Linked DNA regions of Homo sapiens: region 1 is linked to region 2. Evidence: chromatin contacts called from ENCODE Hi-C or POLR2A ChIA-PET data. All regions are on one chromosome and are shown on one strand. The core of a region is the stretch at or near the end of the contact, and the rest is flanking DNA. Distances in the headings are between cores, read along the strand shown. Region 1 has its middle 24 kb from the start of NHEG1. Region 2 holds the start of MAP7 (microtubule associated protein 7).

What was found. Hi-C counts contacts between places; a loop is a spot of excess contacts on that map. ChIA-PET counts read pairs that join two places held with the same protein, here RNA polymerase II (POLR2A). Pooled maps may share reads with other maps.
Region 1: a loop to region 2 is called in a pooled map, with 2.3 times the contacts of the local background. The contact joins the enhancer-like site here to the promoter of MAP7 in region 2. A Hi-C loop is called at or near these places in 1 of 50 pooled maps. POLR2A ChIA-PET finds 5 or more read pairs at or near these places in 2 of 52 experiments (K562 and OCI-LY7).

Annotation. Positions count from the first base shown.
Region 1 is chr6:136,967,762-136,970,963 of GRCh38, reverse strand. No RefSeq gene overlaps it. Among named protein-coding and RNA genes, the nearest start is that of NHEG1, 24 kb to the left of the region's middle. Within about 2 kb of position 1,388, at least 4 of the 41 ENCODE cell types and tissues checked have a DNase peak (open chromatin) inside an H3K27ac peak, as active enhancers do.
Region 2 is chr6:136,548,777-136,551,725 of GRCh38, reverse strand. It overlaps MAP7 (microtubule associated protein 7), which reads left to right and starts at 1,304. Exons shown (of 18, transcript NM_003980.6): 1 at 1,304-1,384. The coding sequence starts at 1,318. It overlaps MAP7-AS1 (MAP7 antisense RNA 1), which reads left to right. Exons shown (of 1, transcript NR_186370.1): 1 at 1-1,003. RefSeq lists silencers at 1,003-1,352, 1,393-1,572, 1,583-1,632 and enhancers at 854-1,391, 1,930-2,468.

The DNA of each region.
Region 1 (3,202 bases), core at 139-2,638, 420 kb before region 2:
GAGGACCTACTCTGGGATGAAGATCCAGCTAAACCAAAGTCCCTCTGTTGGGGGTGTGGCTACATTCTTAGGAAGCCGTATCTCTCGGTGGTTAGGAGTCTAGGCTCTGAATTCAGACAGATCTATGTTCGTCTGGATTCACACAGGTCTGCCCTTTAAAATTTTGTGAATTGGACAAGTTATTATGCAACTCCTCTTTGCTTCAATTCAGTTTTCTGTAAATCAAAATTTAATTCAAAGGGCTATTGTGACGATTAAATGAGGAACTACATTCAAAGCACTTAGTACAAGACTCAGCACACAGCTCTTAGTAACAGCTGTTATCTACTTATTTTTTTAACTAATTTTTTTAGCCTCATTCTGAGCAAATAAATTTAATACACAAGATGTATATTTCTAACACACTTGAAGATATATGTACAACAATTTCATCTGAAAATGTTTTTCTTCAATTAGCTGGGCATGCTGGCATGTGCCTATAGTCCCAGCTACACTGGAGGATGAGGAAGGATGATCACTTGAGCCCAGGAATTCATGGCTGCAGTGAGCTATGATCACCACCACTGCATTCCAGCCTGGATGGGAGAGCAGGGCCCTGTCTCTAAAAAAAAACAAAGAAAAAGAAAAAAGAAAATGTTTGTCATCACACATGAAGTCATTTCAGAATACCTATGGTACAGGTGTGACACTTGGGAAGCATAATTACATCATTCCTTCTACTAGGACCAGTCCATGCTTGGGCTGCATGGACTATAAGACCTCATTTTGCTTTGTGTACTGCTATCACTCCTATTCATCTTAAGAAAACAGTCATTAGATGTGCTTAATTGCCTCAGCATTTCGTATCCAGGGAACGGCCTGCACCCACTTCTTTGTCATCCAGATAATGATCGCAGTTGCACAAGGTGTGATGAAACCAGGCCCAGATCATGCGTGCAACTCAACAAAGACAACAAGCCAATCCATGGACAGATACTAAAATATTTATACCATACAGTGCTTAGGAAGGATTTTTCAGGGATGGAGACAAGAGCAAAGCCCTATGAAGTTAGCGATGTTCAGCACACAAGCTCACCCATCTCCCCATAGTGCTGCTCCCGTCCCAGAGGGCCTACGGAAGCCTGCAATACTCCCTCTCCTGTCTCCCTTTTCCCCAAGATGGAGCCTGGGGACTCTGCAAGGTCAAGGACACCAGGCAATCCCCAGCCAGAGACCTTGCTAGCCTCCTATTTGCTGCCACATAAAAGCAGCCTTTTCTAAGGCCAGACACCAACTCCCTCCTCCACCCCACGCGCTACACACAAACTTTCATCACCATGAATTACCTGGCAGTTATTAAGTGAGTCATATGGCACACAGAGATAGAGTATGTCAGAGGTAAACGCAGACGTTTTCCAGTGACTAGGCTGGGGCCAGCCCTCTGGGCAATTCAGGAACTCTCTGGACACCCAGTTTCTGCTTCAACACTAAACAGAGGCCACCACCTTCGTTACCCTCCTCACCCACCCTATAGCTTACAACCTGATGGGCAACCATATTTGGGTATAATCAAAGGGCTGTATCCTAGTCCTTTGTCTGTCTGTTACCAGCCAACGGCGTGACCCCAGACAAGTGTCACTCTCTCAGCCTTATTTTCTTCTTTTGTAAAATGAGGAGTGTGTTTGATGGGATTCCTAACGTCCCTTCCAAACTAGCATACTAGTTCTAGTTCTTCCGACCTGATTCTAACGACCTCTCTTCTCCATGACAACCCTTCCAACATTTAACTGTAGTGTTCAAGTCATCCCTTCCTCTGCAAACATCCCCTTCCCTTCCACACGTCCCTGTCACTCCTGGTTTCCAGATCCCTCTCTGCTCTGGTCATCCTCCTCTGGACGGGGGCCAGCTCATCAGCTCGGTTCAGATAAGGGGCACAGCAGAGCTTGCCTGGGACTTCTTCCAGAGCACCTGCTCATTGCCAGAACCAAGGCTGACTCAATTAGAACATCTGGTCACCTTCCCGTCCCCTGGCGCCTCCTCATCCTGTGGCAAAACCACTGGCTTCACAGATATAGTTAGATTTAAATTATTAGCCATTAGGAAAAGACAGAAAGGTACCCGCTGGCTAGGCATGGTGGCCCAAGCCTGTAATCCCAGCACTTTGGGAGGCTGAGGCAGGAGGATCACTTGAGCCGAGGAATTTGAGACCAGCTCGGGCAACATCATGAGAACCCCATCTCTACAAAAAAAAAAATAGAAAATTAGCCGATGTGGTGGTGCACACCTGTAGCCCCAGCTACTCAGGAGGCTGAGGTGGGAGGATCACTCGAACCTGGGAGGTTGAGGATGCAGTCAGCCAAGATGGCGCCACCGCACTCCAGCCTGGGCGACAGAGTGAGCAAGTTTTTGTTTTGGCGACCCTGCCTCAACACAAAAACAAAAGCAAAAAGTTACCCGGTAATGCATAACCTCATATTTTCCAAGGCATTCATTTAAGGAAAAAGAAAAACATGAAGAAAACTCTTTGTAATAAGTGCTGTGAGGCGCCTCAGCTCCTCAAACAGCAAGTCCCAGCGGGGAGAAAGCCATGGCTTCTGCAGTTACAGAAAAAGCACCCACTAGGCTAGGTGAGCACAGCCAAGAAGATATTGCTGCCACCGTGTGGCGACAGTTGTTATATTACCTCTGTCCAGCCCCGGAAGGACTTAGGGATGAACGGCTGAAGAAAATACGTATTGGCTGGTTTCCATAATTAGGAATCCTGAGACCGAAAATTAATGAAGACAGCACACTTGACCAAAATGTCACCAGATTGGTTCTCCTGTCTGCATTCTTCTCATCTCTCAGACCACTCACCTTCCTCCCAGCCCTCTTTAACATCGGGAACTAAATGTGCTTTGGACTAGACCTTGCGGCATGACAGTCATCCCTATGGTAGCAAGTGTGGCAGCATCTGACTGCCAATCTCCGACTCCCACCAGAGTGGGGAGTGATTTCTGAACCACAGAACCCATCTTTCTATCTCTCTCTCTCTCTCTCTTTCAGTTCTTAACCTTCTGTTACGTTCCTGGGACAGATCACATGTGTGAACCTTCTTGTCTCTTTGCCCCTACATGAAGGGGGTGTAAGCAGTGGCTAACTGAAGGGGGTGTAAGCAGTGGCTAACACCCTTTCTTGGTCATTTTGCACATCCCTTCAAGCTAGTTAGCTTAACCCCCTGGTC
Region 2 (2,949 bases), core at 55-2,554:
AAAACTACCTCTAGCCATCTGGTGCTTTATTTTTATTGATTAGAAGTCTCTGATAAGACTGATTTGAATGTGATTTAGGAATATCACATTCTAAATGGTCAGTTTGCCTATTCCATTATAGAAATGACACTACGGGAAAATTCATCATCACAGACCACAGCAGAAGTGTTCTTTAGTTAAAGCTCTACCTAGTCATCCAGAAAGCCAGTAAGTAAACCAAATAAAAATAGTTCACTGGGCTCAGAGTGGCAAGTTTTGCATGCAAAGATCGTGAAAATTGTAACCCTAACAATAAATCCAATACTGTTCTCGACTCTCTTGTGTGTCCAGTGCTGCTGCAGTCCTTGGAAGGCTTTTAAACTGTTCAGAGCTTGCTGGTTATCTTCAGCCAAGCCAGAGAGTGGGAGTGCAGTGCATTTTAGTGTAACCATGCGGAACTGGTCGCTCCTTGATTTTGTGCCGTATGTTTCCATTTGTGTAGGCTTTTTCCCCCCTCAGTATTTTGTTGCTTATCCTTTAGAGCGAAATTGGTTTTTCCTCGGCCAATAATCTGTTTCTTTAAAAAAAGAAAAATTCGTTACCTATTGCCTTTTTTTCTGGTCTTCCTGAGCAAGCCAGAAGTCACAAGGTCGTTTACTAAACGGAAACTAAGAAAAAGAAAAGCCACATCAGCCGGCACAAGCCTCTCTAACTTGTGTGCCCTGAGGCTCATCAGATGCGAAGTCCTGGCGACAAGATAGGGTCGCCCGCAGTGGCTTCCTAAAGCGCAGATCCAGGCCGGCTCCCAGCGTGGAATCCGACCCATGTACTTCGCCTCTCCACGTGGCATCAGATGCTCTGCCGGCTGTCACCGTGAACTCCAGCCCTCGCGGAGCCGACACTGACCTGGCTACTTCAGAGTTCGGAGGGAAATAGCGTCTCCGTACCCTCGCCCCACCTGGGCTGCTCCTCGGACCGCCGCTCGTCCCAGACTCCAGGAGGCGCCACCAGGCCTCGCTGACCCCGCTCCATATCTCCGGGAGCCCTCAGCTGGTCGGCCGCGGCGACCGGAAGCTCCGGACTGAGGTACTGGTTCCGCCCGCCGCTCTTCCAGCCGAGACTCGGCAGCGGCGGTCGGAGCGGCTGCCACGCCGCACCTGCCCGCGAGGGGGCGCGCCAGGCCCAGGCCGCAGCCGACTGCCGCGCTCTCTGTCCCCGCCCTCCGCCATCCCCGGACTGCGCTCACCTGTCTGGGCCGCTGGCCTGGGAGGCGGGGGCCGGCGGGAGCCAAGCCGAGGAAAGGGCGGAGCGGCTCTCCGGGCGCGTCATCGGAGCACCATGGCGGAGCTAGGAGCTGGCGGCGACGGCCACAGGGGCGGCGACGGCGCAGTGCGAAGCGAAACAGGTGACCGCACAGCGGGGATAGTGGGGGTCCCGTCGGGCAGGGGACGGCGAGCGGGGCCGGCGGGCTGGCACCGAAATCACCCGGCGCCGGCAGCCCCCTCCCCGCCCGCGCGGCCGCGGCCCGGAACAACCGGCCCTGCGCGCCGCGCACCCTGCTCCGAGAGCGCCTTCCCCCGCCCTTCGCCGCCGCGGCTCGGCCAGCCCGGCTCGGCCCCGGCCGGGGTTGCGGCCGCCCTCGGGCGCTCCACCGCGACTTTCCCGCAACAGGTGGAGGCGAGCCGGGGGAGGAAACGGAGAGACCCCGGCCGCTGCCCTCCCCGCCGCGGCCTCGGGTCTAATTCAGTTGAATGGGAAATCGTATCCCCCAGACCAAACCAGTGGCCAGAGAGTCGTCGGCCAGGTGCGACTGGCAGGACGAGCAGTTTCTGGGCACCTCCTCCCGCCTTCCCTGGTCGCCCCGGGTGCCGGGGGCTCCTCAGCGGGGTCGGTGTGGGGCAGGACCGCGGGGTGAGCGGCCCGCCCCCCAATCTGGTGCCCGCAGTGGCGACGACCGTCGTCCGAGGGGACCGAGCTCGGGAGGGCCGGGGCCCAGTGCAGCACGGTGGGGGTTTGCGAGTGCGGGCTTGACGGGATCAGACTTTCGTTGACTTGTCGGAGTTCTCAGAGTTTTTTGTTTTTAGTCTGTGCAGGAGCCCAAAGGAGGATTGTTGGCTCTGCAGCCCGGGATTTGGTGGTCAGGCCTCTGTGTTGAGGATACCCCTCCCCCACAACCTCCAGGGGCACACTTAGGGACAGGGGATCACGTCCCCAAGACCAGCAGCAAGGCTTCCCAAGACCAGCAGCAAGGCTTCCCAACCCCGCCCATCTCTCCATAGTATGAAGCCGATTTTTCTCCCTCGTGATTTTTTTTTCTCCAGAGGCTATCTTGCAAATCCGTCCCTCTCCACTGGTTCCCTCTTCTATTCTTGGCCAGTAAGCTGTTTCTATATCTTCCTACACTTGGGGATGGGGGCAGTGAGGCAGTTTCTTACTTTAAAAAGAAATTCAATTCTTAGACTCTCCAATTGCAAGCTGTTTTCCACTTCCATACGGTCACAATCGGAAGCATTTGTTTCCTAAATGTAAGAATCACTGTCTCCCCACCATCAAGTATGCTTATTTTAACGTGAAAGGTCCAGAGAGCTCTGAAACAGTATTTGCAAATTATGTATCTGCTATTGCTAGGAAGAGGTTGGGTACGTAAAGTCTAATGATTTAATCCCTTCAGCCAAGATACCTGAGGTTAAGACTGACAAAGTATCTTGAACTTGTTTAAGTCATGCTCCTTCCTGTAGGGAGTTTGTCTTAATGTGTTCGCAAGATTGGTAGATCATTATTTTGTTTTGGGGTGGAGAAGAGATGCCTTTGTAATTGCTTTCGGGAATTTGATGAGCTAGACGCTGGGACGGGGCTCCCCCAAGTGAGGGCCCCGGGAGAGGAGCATCCTCATTTGTAAATATACGGCATGATTTTCGTTCCTAACCCTGACCCAGTAACTGCATGTGAAACAACATTGTTCTAGCGAGC